Regions from separate parts of the Homo sapiens genome. Here region 1 is linked to region 2. A link is a contact called in ENCODE POLR2A ChIA-PET data. All regions are on one chromosome and are shown on one strand. The core of a region is the stretch at or near the end of the contact, and the rest is flanking DNA. Distances in the headings are between cores, read along the strand shown. Region 1 has its middle 14 kb from the start of GP1BA. Region 2 overlaps ANKFY1 (ankyrin repeat and FYVE domain containing 1).

Region 1 (6,789 bases), core at 4,009-6,508, 670 kb after region 2:
CAAGTGGCGAGATCTCTGCTCACTGCAACCCCTGCCTCCCAGGTTCAAGGGGTTCTTGTGCCTCAGCCTCCTGAGCATAGCTGGGATTACAGACATGCACCACCACACCAGGCTAATTTTTAAAAATATTTTTCAGTAGAGACAGGGTTTTGCTGTGTTACCCAGACTCGTCTTGAACTCCTGTCCTCAAGTGATCCACCCGCCTCCGCTTCCCAAAGTGCTGGGATTACAGGAGTGAGCCACTGCACCCAGCCTATTTTTGTTGTTGTTGCTTCTCGGAGAACAGAGCTAACCCATAGACAATGTGCTCAGAGTCAGCTAAATCACTTTTTTTTTAAAGGAAAGTTTTTCTGTCATCATGACAGGAATTAATTCCAGCAAGAATTATCAGTGGATAGCCAGGCACGGCGGCTCACATCTGTAATCCCAGCACTTTGGGAGGCCGAGGCAGGCGGATCACGAGGTCAGGAGTTCGAGACCAGCCTGGCCAACATGGTGAAACCCCGTCTCTACTAAAAATACAAAAATTAGCTGGATGTGGTGGCGCGTGCCTGTAATTCCAGCTACTCAGTAGGCTGAGGCAGGAGAACTGCTTGAACCGGGACCAGGGAGGCAGAGGTTGTGGTGAGCCACGATCAACGATCACGCCATTGCACTCCAGCCTAGGCAACAAGAGTGAAACTCTGTCTCAAAAAAAAAAAAAATTATCAGTGGATGCTGCAGGATATAGGCCAGAGATTGAGAAGGAACAAGATATTTACATAGTATCAAAGTATCTCTCCACGAAAGTGCTCCTTAGTTACAAAGTAAAAAAACAGAATCTCCACAGTGGAGAAACATGGCGGATGCCACCTTAACCAAAGGATCAAAGTTAACATCCCCATTAAGGGTGAAATTGATATAATGTGTTTCCTGATAGGACCCACCAAGAAAGATCGCTGGTGTAATATTCCTGCCAGAAAAACATAACCCAAATACAACCTTGTGGAAACATCTGACAAATTGAGGGAAACTCTACATAATTACTGGACTATAATTTTCAAAAATGTCAAATTTATGAAAAATAAAGACAGGTTAAGGAACTAAAGCAAATTAAAGTGATATGGCCCTGGATTGGATTCTGGACAGGAAAGAAAAAAAGCAAAAAACAACAACCGTCAAGGACATTTTAGGACAATTGGCTAAATGGGATTATGGACTGTAGATTGGATGTGAGTATTGTATCAATGTTATATTTCCTAAAATTAATAACTGCACTGTAGTATATAAGGAAATGTCTTTGTTTTAGGAAACACATACTGAAATATTTAGTGGTAAAGAAACATAATGTCTTCAGCTTGTTCTCAAATGGTTCCAGAAAAAAACACTCAAGAGGGAGAAAGACAATATGATCAAGCAAATGAGACAAAATGTTAACACATGGTGAATCTGGGAAGAGGGCATGCAGTTCTTTGTACTATTCTGGTATTTTTTTCTGTAAGTTTTAAATTATATAAAAATAAAATCTTAGCAAAAATGCTAATGTCTGGGACTCACATCGCCCCCCAGTTTCTTATTTTAATTTATTAATTCATTATTTTATTTTATTTTATTATTTATTTATTTTGAGGCAGTTGTCTTGCTCTGTCACCCAGACTGGACTGCAGTGGTGCAATCTCAGCTCACTGCAACCTCCGCCTCCCGGGCTCAAGTGATCCTCCCACCTCAGCCTCCCGAGTAGGTGGGACCACAGGCACCTGCTACCATACCTGGCTGATTTATTTTTGTTTTCATTTTTAGCAGAGATGAGGTCTTACTATGTTGCCCAGGCTGGTCTCAAGCCTCTGCAGTCAAGCAATCCTGTCTCAGCCCCCAAAGTGCTGGGATTACATCTATGAGCCACTGAGCCTGGCTATTATTTATAATGGGGGAAAAAAGTGGAAACAAGGCAAATGATCATAAACAGCAGAAAGGAAAACTGCCTTTTACTCATTAAATACAATAAAGCATTGCGAATGAATGAATTATAGCTGTGGGTACATCAATATGAATATGTCTTAGAAATATAATGTCTGGCCGGGTGCAGTGGCTCACACCTGTAATCCCAGCATTTCTAGAAGCTGAGGTGGGTGGATCACTTGAGGTTAGGAGTTTGAGACCAGCCTCGCCAACGTAGTGAAACCCCGTCTCTAGTAAAACACAAAAAAATTAGCTGGGCATGGTTGGGCGCGCCAGTTACTGGGGAGGCTGAGACAGGAGAATCGCTTGAACCCAAGAAGCTGAGGTTGCAGCGAGCCAAGATCACACCATTGCACTCCAGCCTAGGCAACTAATGTTAACTCAAAAGTGTTTAGGACACTGGGGAAAAAAATATCGTATTAAATGGTTGCTGCTCTTAGAAGTAGGCCCATCCTGCAGGTAGAGACCAAGTGGAATTGCCTCCTGGTGCCCTGTTCAGATTTGGTGTGGCCCTTCAGGCAAACAGGAAAGCCTGCCTGGAGAAGCCCCAGAGAGATGCCTGGGGTCTGGCTGCAAAGGAACCAAGGGTCTGGTGCTTTCCCATTTGCTAGTGAGAGGCAGGGTCTTGCTCATGATGTGGGAGGTCTGGAGCATAGGAAAAGGCCTTCGGGTGCTGAGCAGCTGAAAGGAGTGACAGATGTCATCCCAGAATCCCAGAAGACATGAGACTCACAAAGCAACAGTAAGCAAGGAAAGCAGCTAATGCATTGGTAAGTCTAAGAAAGCTCTAACTGATGTTTTAAAATGGAAGCAGTTGTGGGAGAATCAAGCCCAGGAGTTTAAGATCTGCCTGGATAACCTAGTGAGACCTCATCTCTACTAAAATTTTTTTTTTTTCTGAGATGGAGTCTCGCTCTTGTCACCCAGGCTAGAGTGCAATGGCACGATCTCGGCTCACTGCAACCTCCGCCTTCTGGGTTCAAGCGATTCTCCTGCCTCAGCCTCCCCAGTAGCTGGGATTACAGGCGCCTGCCACCACACCTGGCTAATTTTTGTATTTTTAGTAGAGATGGGGTTTCACCATGTTTGTCACGCTGGTCTCGAACTCCTGACCTCCCGTGATCTGCCTGCTTTAGCCTCCCAATGTGCTGGGATTACAGGCGTAAGCCACCCTGCCTGGCCTAAAAATTTTTAAATTAGCTGGATGTGGTGGTGGGCACCTCTAGTCCCAGATACTTAGGAAGCTGAGTTGGGAGGATTGCTTGATCCCAGGAGTTAGAGGTTGCAGTGAACTATGATCGCACCACTGCACTCCAGCCTGGGTGACAGAACGAGACCCTGTCTCAAAAAATAAATAAATAAGTAAACAAATACATAAAATACAATGGAAGTAGTAATCTATAATTTAAATTCTCGGTGATATCTCATGAAAGATGAAGGGGTAGGGATAGAAAACGAAACACATTCTAAGAACCTTGTCTTGTTTTGGGGGCAATCAATAGTTATTAATTCTAGATTTTGATAGAAAGTTACATTTAAATGTTATGTTAAAAATCAATGATTGCTAGCTGGGCATGGTGGCTTACACTTGTAATCCCAGCACTTTAAGAGGCCGAGGAGGGTGGATCACCTGAGGTCAGGAGTTCAGGGGCAGCTTGGCCAACATGGTGAAACCCTATCTCTACTAAAAATACAAAAATTACCCAGGCATGGTGGCACACACCTGTAGTCCCAGCTACTCGGGAGGCTGAGGCAGGAGAATCGCTTGAACCTGGGAGGAGGAGGTTGCAGTGAGCTGAGATTGCACCACTGCACACCAGCCTGGGCAAAGAGCGAGACTCTGTCTCAAAAATAAATAAATAAATAAATAAATAAATAAATAAAATAATTCTGCTACATGCTGTTTGCAAGAGACAACAAAAACAAGTTGGTAAAAAGCTGGAAAATTCCAGGCATGGTGGCTCATGCCTGTAATCCCAGCACTTTGGGAGGCCCAGGCAGGTGGATCACCTGAGGTTAGGAATTCGCGACCATCCTGGCCATCATGGTGAAACCCCATCTCTACTAAAAATACCAAAAAATTAGCCGGGCACCTGTAATCCCAGCTACTCAGGAGGCTGAAGCAGGAGAATCACCTGAACCCCGGGAGGCAGAGGTTGTGGTGAGCCGAGATCGTGCCATTGCACTCCAGCCTGGGTAACAAGAGTGAAACTCCGTCTCAAAAAAAAAAAAAAAAAAAAAAATCTGGAAAATAAGAGAATAAATTATGGCATAAAAATACTAATATAAAGAAAACAAATATAGCAATATTAATGCCAAACAAAAGAATTCAAAACAGAAAGCATTAAAAGGGACCAAGGGGGATATTTCATCTTTATAAAAGGTATAATATACCAAGAAGCTATCATGGTTGTAGCGGGCTGAATGATGGCCCCCCTCAAAAGATACATCCATATCCTAATCCCTGACATCTGTGAATGTTACCTTATTTGGAAAAAGGAACTTTGAGATGTAAATGAATTAAGGACCTGAGATAAGGAGATGATTCTAGATTATCCAAGAGGGCCCGAAAATCAATGACAAGTGTCCTTATAAGAGACAGGAGAGGAGAAGACACAGACACACAGAAGCGAAAGTGATATAAAGACACTAGCAGAGATTAGAATGATAAAGCTCCAAAAGCAAGGAAAGCGTTGGAATGCTGGCAGCTGCCAGACACTGGAAAAGGCAGGGGAGCATTCTCTCCTAGAGCCTCCGGGGGAAGTGTGGCCATGGGGACACCTCGATTTCAGACTTCTGGCCTCCAGAACTGTGAGAGGATACATTTTATTTTCGCAAGCCACTCGATTTGTGGTAATATGTTACAGCAGCCAGCAAGTTGACTAGCTAATAGTCATAGGCATTTGTCTATCTAAAAACATAGCTTTAAAATAAAGTAAAATTGTATGGAAATAAAGAATAAAGTGAACAATCCACAATTGGGGTGCTTGATTTTAACATACCTCGCCCAGAAATGGACAGATCAAGTACACAAAAAATAAGAAAAAGTATACAGGATTTGAGAGTATATATTATCTCAACAGGGAATACATATTATTTTAAAATGCACATAGAACATAAAGAGAATAACAAATTCCAGAGGCCGGGCTTGGTGGCTCGCTAATGTAATCCCAGCATTTTGAGAGGCCAAGGCAAGAGTGTTCCAGACCAGCCTGGGCAATATGGCGAAACCCCATTTCCACTAAAAATACAAAAATCAGCTTGGTGTGGTGGTATGTGCCTGCAGTCCCAGCTACTGGGCAGGCTGAGGTGGGAGGATTGCTCAAGCCTGGTAGGCGGAGGTTGTAGTGAGCCGTGATTGCACCACTGCACTCTAGCCTGGGTGACAGAGACAGATCCTGTCTCAAAAAAAAAAAAATTCCAGAAAGTGAAAATCATGGGTACTAGTCAGGGCACTCTACAAAAACAGAACCATAACCAGACATGGTAGCACGCGCCTGTAGTCCCAGCTACCCGGGTGGCTGAGGCAGGAGGATGGCTTGAGCCCAGGAGGTTGCAGTGAACCATGATCACGCCACTACACTCCACCCTGGGCAACAGAGTGAGACCCAATACAACCAATAGGATGTATACATACACACACAAACACACACAAACACACGACAAATATTTATTTTAAGGAATTGGCTGACATGATTCATGATTATGTGCGCTAGCAAGTCCAAAACCTTGACTAGGGAGTCAGCAAGCTAGAGACCAAGGGAACAGTTTACGTAATCCTGGGTCCAGAGGTAGTCAGTCTGGAGGCAGAATTCCTTCCTTCTCAAGGGAACCTCAGCCTTTCCTCCTAAGCCATTCAACTGGTTGGATGAGGCCCACCCACATTATGAAAGATAATCTGCTTTACTCCAAGCATACTGATTTAAAGGTTAATCACATCTGAAAATACCTTCACAGCAACATCTAGAATAGTGGGTTGTTTTTTCATTTTTCATTTTTGTTTTCTTTTCTTTTCTGTTTTTTGAGACAGACTCTTGCTCTGTTGCCCTGGCTGGAGAACAGTGGTGCAATCTCAGCTCACTGCAACCTCTACCTCCCAGGTTCAATCGATTCTCCTGCCTCAGCCTCCTGAATAGCTGAGATTACAGGAACCTGCCACCGTGTTTAGCTTTTGTGTTTTATGTATAATATCCAGGGTTTTGTTGTATTTAGCAGGTGGAATAGGTAAAAGAAAGTGTACTCCATCTTCCCATAAGCAGAAGTCTCTCAGATGGATTTTTTTTTAATATAAACTTTTTTTCTTTCTTTTTTTTTTTTAGAGGTGGGATCTTGCTCTGTTGCCCAGGCTGGTCTGGGATTCCTGGGCTCAAGCCGTCCTCCCACCATACCTGGCCTATTGTAAACTTTAAAATGTATTGCAGTTTACAATAAACATCCAAGGTATGATGTGATGGATAATTTTATGTGTCAACTTGGCCAGACTAATAGTAGTAGTCAGTTGTTTGGTCAAACACTAGTCTAGGCCAGTCGCAGTGGCTCACGCCTGTAATCCCAGCACTTGGGGAGGCAGGCGGATCACTTGAGGTCAGGAGTTCAAGACTAGCCTGGCCAACATGAGGAAACCCAATCTCTACCAAAAATACAAAAATTACCCAGGTGTAGTGGTGCACACCTGTAGTCCCAGCTACTTGGGAGGCTGAGGTGTTTGGATCACTTGAGCCCAGGAGGCGGAGGCTGCAGTGAGCTGTGATCACACCACTGCATTCCAACCTGGGTGAGAAAGCAAGACTCTGTCTCAAAAAAAAAAAAAAAAAAAAAAAACTACACGGAGCCAGGTGTGGTGGCTCACAC
Region 2 (6,211 bases), core at 2,731-5,230:
TCAAATAACTTTTGTTATAATTTATAATTAAAATAATTACAACAGTCAAATGCAAAATTACAACTCTACATTAGAGAGCTAGAAGGTAAAAACAGCTATGAGAGCCTATAAAGCAAGTTAATGGAAAAGGTCAGGAAAGGCTTCCCTGAGGAAGCCGTCATGAAACTTCTCCTTCACCTGAGCTCTGGAGTCTTGAGAAGGGATGAGATAGGGGGTTTATGCAACCATGCAAACTGGCAGCTTTATCAATCAAGGTCTCTACGGCTCCACACTGCTGCTACAATCATCCTCCGGGCCTTGGTCCCTTCACCCCTCCCTCTTCCACATCACAGACATTCCAAATCTTGACACTGCCCTCAAGCCCATCTCCCATCCAACCTGCCTCATTCCATGCCAACACCCTGAGAAAACTGAGCTACTGCCAATAACTCCCACCATCCCAGCAATGATTCCCATCTCCCCTTTGCTTCCTCAGAAAGGGTATCTCCTTCCTACCCAAGTTTAATCCCCCATGTGCTCCCTAAATCTGATCGCTCTCCTCGATCCTCAGGACCTTTCTTTATCATCAACCACCCCATCTCCGAACTCCAGTCTCTCTTTCACCTGGGTCCTGCTAGTCAGCATACGAGCCAGTTTAAGTCTCTTATCTATTAAAGCATCCCACTTCCACATCACATCTGAAATCCTCAGCCCCGCCATCTCTAGCTACCATACACCACTGTCTCACCTGCCATTCCCTCTTCTGTCCCCACCATCCCCTTGAAACTCCTCTCACCTATGACCCTCTAGTTGCCAAGTCCAATGGACTCCTGCCAGTGGTTCTCCTCCTAGACCTCTGACACCACATTGCACTGTTGTCCATCCCTTCTCTTACTCCAGCAACCACAATACCATCCTCTGATTCTGGTTCTCTGTCTCTTTCACGTGCTTCCCTGCATCCTTTCCCAATCTTTTCTTTTTCTTTTTAAAGAAATAGGGTCTCTGTCACTCAGCCTGGAGCGCAGTGGCACAATCCTAGCTCATCACAGCCTCAAACTCCTGAACTCAAACTCCTGAAACTCCTGAACTCAAGTGATCTTCCCACCTCAGCCTCGAGAGTAGCTAGGACTACAGGTGCTTACCACCATGCCTGGCTACATTTTAAACTTTCTGTAGAGATGGGGTATCACTATGTTGCCAGGCCTGGTCTCAAACTCCTGGGCTCAAGTGATCCTCCTGACAGCCTCCCTAGTACCTGGGACCACAAGTGTGTGCCATCACACCTGGCTATAAATTTTTAAGTTTTTTGGAGAGATGGGCCTTGCTATGTTGCCAGGGCTACGTTGTCTTGCACTCCCAGGCTCAAGCGACCCACCTGCCTCTGCCTCCAGAGTAGCTAGGACCAGAGGTGTCCATACTTGGGAGGCTGAGGCAGGAGGATCCCCTTGAGCCTAGGAGGTTCAGGCTGCAAAGAGCCGAGATTGTGCCACTGTACTCCAGCCTGGACAACAGAGCAAGACCCTGTCTCAAAAAAAAAAAAAAAAAAACAACCAGCCAGGTCTGGTGGCTCATGCCTGTAATCCCAGCACTTTGGGAGGCTGAGGCGGGCAGATCATGAGGTCAGTTCAAGATCAGTCTGGCCAATATGGTGAAACCCCATCTCTACTAAAAATACAAAAATTATCTGGGTGTGGTGGCACACAACTGTAGTCCCAGCCACTCAGGAGGCTGAGGCAGAAGAATCGCTGGAACCCAGGAGGTGAAGGTTGCAGTGAGCCAAGATCGTGCCACTGCACTCCAGCCTGGGTGACAGAGGACAGTCCGTCTCAAAAAACAAACAACAACAACAAAAAACAACCAAAGAAAAAAAATTATGAGTAATAGAGAAGACAGGCAATTAAGCCAACGCAGTAAACCCTGAGAGCACTCTGATAGGGGATACAAATGGAGTGTGGCAGGAGACCTCCTGGTTTAAGCTAGTGTAAAGAAAATGTTCCAGAAAAGTAGTATCTTACTTCAAAAGATTTAAATAAAGCCTGTATTTGTTTGTAGCATACTGGACCCAGAAAATGCAAGAGAAGGTTTCGATCTTTTATTTTCTTGGTCAGATTCTCCTTTTAAGCTTGTATCAGTCAACAGATTTGTCAAACAGACAAAGTACATAAACACAGTATATTTCTCTACGAGAAATACAAATAATTATGAGCCCAAGCCTCGCCCTCTCCTCCAAGAGTTCACTGACAATAGTATCAGCCACTCACCAGATGCTATGCAAGTCAGCTGAAAAGGATGGCTATAGTATATACCACATCTTGCTAGTTCAACCTGGTGGCTACAAAATTATATCCCACTTGCCAAGAGACAGCCCCCAAGTTTCCACAGTGGTAACCTTTTCTTCCATAAGCAACCTGAACCCTCTAACCTTGGTTTCAATCACACCATATTCTAGCCAACCTAAATCTTTTGCTCCTCAAGACCTCCAACCCAGCATGACTATAGCTGGCTGGGGAATTTCCATTTCCATTTCACTTAAACTGTTGATCTGCAAATATTTATGCATTAAGCATTTTGGCAGATTAGGAGGTGCCTCTTTTAAGAGTTAAAAGGGCAATCTAGGCTGGGTGTGGTGTTTCACACCTGTAATCCCAGCACTTTGTGGGTCCCAGGCAGGAGGATCTCTAAAGCCCATGAGTTTGAGACCAGCCTGGGCAACATGGTGAAACCCCGTCTCTACAAAAAAATACAAAAATGAGCCAGGGGTGGTAGTGGGCACCGGTAGTCCCAGCTACTCAGGAGGCTGAGGCAGAAGGCTCGCTTGAGCCTGGTAGGACGTAGAGGTTGTGGTGAGCTGAGATCGCACCACTGACTCCAGCCTGGGTGACAGAGAGAGACCCTGTCTTAAAAAAAAAAAAGAGAGAAAAAGAAAAAGAAAAAAAAATGACTGCAAAGTTGCTGATTCCTCTATCTAAGCCTTCAAATGGAGGAGATCCTGAAAGCTCTGTTTCAGCCATCTTCCCCCTCTCTGCTCTCTAGGAAACCATACACATTTCCTTAAATATCAGTTATACACATAAATTCCAAAATCTACAGCAACAGCCCCAGTCTCTCTACAGAATTCCTGATTCAAATATGTAGCAGCTGCCTGGACAATGACACAAGATATAAACTACCAAGGTAATGAGCAGAGAAGAAGCTAGATAAAAGGAGGGCTTTAGCATGATTTGGGGCTCTTAGTCACAAAATTACAGATGCTCCCCCACCCGGCAGCTTTTGTCGGGGGAAACCCAAAGGATCACTAATGCACTCAGGCAGCTTATGAGCACTTACCAGCGCTACTTCAATTGCCATACCATTTCACAGTATAATGGAGGAGTGCTTATGGCTGAGACATTACCAGCCCGTGGGGAATACTGTCTGCTTACAAACAGCAATGCAAATGTGTCCTTGAAGTGTCACCAAGCTGTACAGTTCTTACAAGAAAAAGTACAACATTATTCTGAGCAAAATGGAGAGAGAATTTACAGTGTGCAGGTTCTAGGGCCAGACTGACTGGGATCAAGCCCAGCCCCACTACTGCCTAGTTTTGATACACCTTAGGCAGGTGACTCATTCTCTTCACCTGCAAGGATGTTGTAAACACTGAAAGTACTAATACATGTAATAACCTTAGAATACAACCTGCTCTGCAGTAGGTGGTCAAAATATATTAGCTATTATTACAATTCTTAGAAAGGCAACCCGGGGTAGTCAGTCCTGTGTTGCAAGATTCTCCCTGCACACTGATAGCCCAGAGCTCGCATTCCAGAGTCTCACTGACTGGGTTTGACCCCAGCTTACCCATTTACTAGCTGTGTGACCTTGGGCAAGTTACTTACTTCCTCTCTGTGCTTCAGTCTTCTCACATGGAAAATGAGACTAATGATACTATCTTAGAGCAGGTGTCCCCGACCTCCAGGCCGTGGACGGGTACTAGTTTGTGGCATGTTAGGAACTGGGCCACACCCAGCAGGAGGTGAGCTGCGGGCGAGTCAGCATGACCACCTGAGCTCCGCCTCCTGTGAGATCAGCAGCAGCATTAGATTCTCACAGGAGCGTGAACCCTCCTGTGAACCGCGCATGCGAGGGATCTAGGTTGCATGCTCCTTATGAGACTCCAGTGCCTGATGATCTGAGGTGGAACAGTTTCATCCTGAAACTACTCCCTTCCCTACCCCATCTATGGACAAACTGTCTTCCACGAAACCAGTCTCTGGTGCCAAAAAGATTGGGGACCACTGTCAGAGAAGTACGTGTAAAGTCATTAGGATAGGTTAAATCACTCGGAACAGTGTCTGGTTTAGTAAGGCTTACCGCTGCTGCTACTCCTCTGCCTACTTATTCTTCATCAAGTGACCAGTTTTCAGCCGTGGTTTTTTCTTTGTCCCCTTCCAACTTTCATTTGAAAAGCAAGCCTAGAAATTTAATTAGCCGGGCATGGTGGCGCATGCCTGTAGTCCCAGAGATGATGCCACTGCATTCCAGCCTGGGTGACAGAGCAAGACTCTGTCTCAAAAAAGGAGAGGAGAGAGGAGAGGAGAGCAAACCTAGAAATTTAAATAATAGATAAAACCTAGAGTTTCACCAAAAAAGCTACGCTAAGTATCAGTGAAGAATGCCAGAAACTTCCAATTTTCTCATATTTCTTTCCAAATAATACCTATCTGTTCTCCATGAGTGCAGTCTATGATCAGACTTTCAATAAGTATTCTTTCTGATAGTTCATCACTCTTGAGTTAACAAAACATGCTTAAGACAAAAAAATCTTCATTCATTACAAATAGCCTAAAATAAAGAGTGCAATGTCTACTGCAAAAAAGTAGTTAATCAGCAAATTACCTCTTCAGAAGTTATATGGCACAGTCAGAAGAGAAACCAAGAATGATTTTTAGAACACTCTTCCTTCTAGGTCAGGAGTTGGCATACTTTCCGTACAGGGCCACATAGCAAATATTTTAGGCTTTGGGAGCCATACAGTCTCTGGGGCACTACTCAACTCTGCCAGTTGGAACACAAAAGTACAAATTAATGAATGTGGCTGTTTCCCTAAAAATACTTTATTTATGAACACTGAAAATGGAATTTCATATAATTTTCACATCATGATACATTGTTTTGATTTTTCTTCAACCAGGTTAAAATATTTAAAATATAGTTAATATTTATAAGTTATTTTTATATGTTACATCTATAACATATAAATAAATTCTTAGCTTAAGGACTGCATAAAAACAAGTCGACAGGTCTCAGGTCAGATTTGGCTGAGAGGCCATACAAGCCCTGTCCCCCTGCTGGTGATTTTAAAGAATTAGAACGTTAAAATGACAGCCAGAGCCAAATGAAAAGGGAAGAAAGCAGTTTATCTATCTGGAACACCTAGAATTCTGTAACCTCTCACTTCTTACCAAACTCTAATCCACAACAGCAGCCACTGCATCTTCAAGATATGCCTGTCTCCAAGCTTACCTCCTCACCCTCAGAAACAGGCTCACAGTAATGCCTCCCACCCCTAGACAAACATCTCTTCTCCACAGTTATGCTCTTGACTGCGCAGTCTATCATACACTTTGCCTTCTCCACCCATTTCTTAAGAGTCCTCTTTGGTCACTACTTCCTGCCTTACCTCCCTAACCTTCTGAAACTTGGCTTCAACCCACATCACTCTACTAAATAGTCACAATGATCAAATCACCCACTTTGATGACCTTTTCCTTATTCTTCAAGCTCCTCAACCTCTCTGTAGCCTCCGACTCTCAACCACCCCATTCTTAAAACTCTTGTTTTGGCTTCCTAACTCTGTACTCTAGCTTTCTTCCTAACCTTGTTACAGACCCTTCACCTCCTATTCTGACTACCCACTTTCTAAAACGGCACAGTGCTGCAAGGTGCAGACCTACATCTGAACTTTTTCTAAATTTTCTTCCCTGAACATGGTCTCATGCATACCCATACTTTACTGTCACTGCTATAAAAATGGACCCAAATCTCTCTTTCCTTCAACAGCTCCTGCTGAAAGAATGACTGACTGCTACTATAAACTCGACAAGTCCAAAATCAAACTTCATATCTTCCTCAAATCAAAGTCTTCTTCCTACTTCATTTCATGTTATCAAAGCTCTAGGTTACCAATGTACGGGCTATGATAATGCATTTTTAATAGTATACCAAACATACAAAATATTTAGAGATAAACTTA

What was found. ChIA-PET counts read pairs that join two places held with the same protein, here RNA polymerase II (POLR2A).
Region 1: POLR2A ChIA-PET joins it to region 2 with 12 read pairs in PC-9. The contact joins two enhancer-like sites. POLR2A ChIA-PET finds 5 or more read pairs at or near these places in 3 of 52 experiments (PC-9, activated CD4-positive, alpha-beta memory T cell and activated T-cell).

Annotation. Positions count from the first base shown.
Region 1 is chr17:4,915,198-4,921,986 of GRCh38, forward strand. No RefSeq gene overlaps it. Among named protein-coding and RNA genes, the nearest start is that of GP1BA, 14 kb to the right of the region's middle. Within about 2 kb of position 5,259, at least 4 of the 41 ENCODE cell types and tissues checked have a DNase peak (open chromatin) inside an H3K27ac peak, as active enhancers do.
Region 2 is chr17:4,244,236-4,250,446 of GRCh38, forward strand. All of the region lies in intron 1 of ANKFY1 (ankyrin repeat and FYVE domain containing 1), which reads right to left. Among named protein-coding and RNA genes, the nearest start is that of ANKFY1, 17 kb to the right of the region's middle. Within about 2 kb of position 3,981, at least 12 of the 41 ENCODE cell types and tissues checked have a DNase peak (open chromatin) inside an H3K27ac peak, as active enhancers do.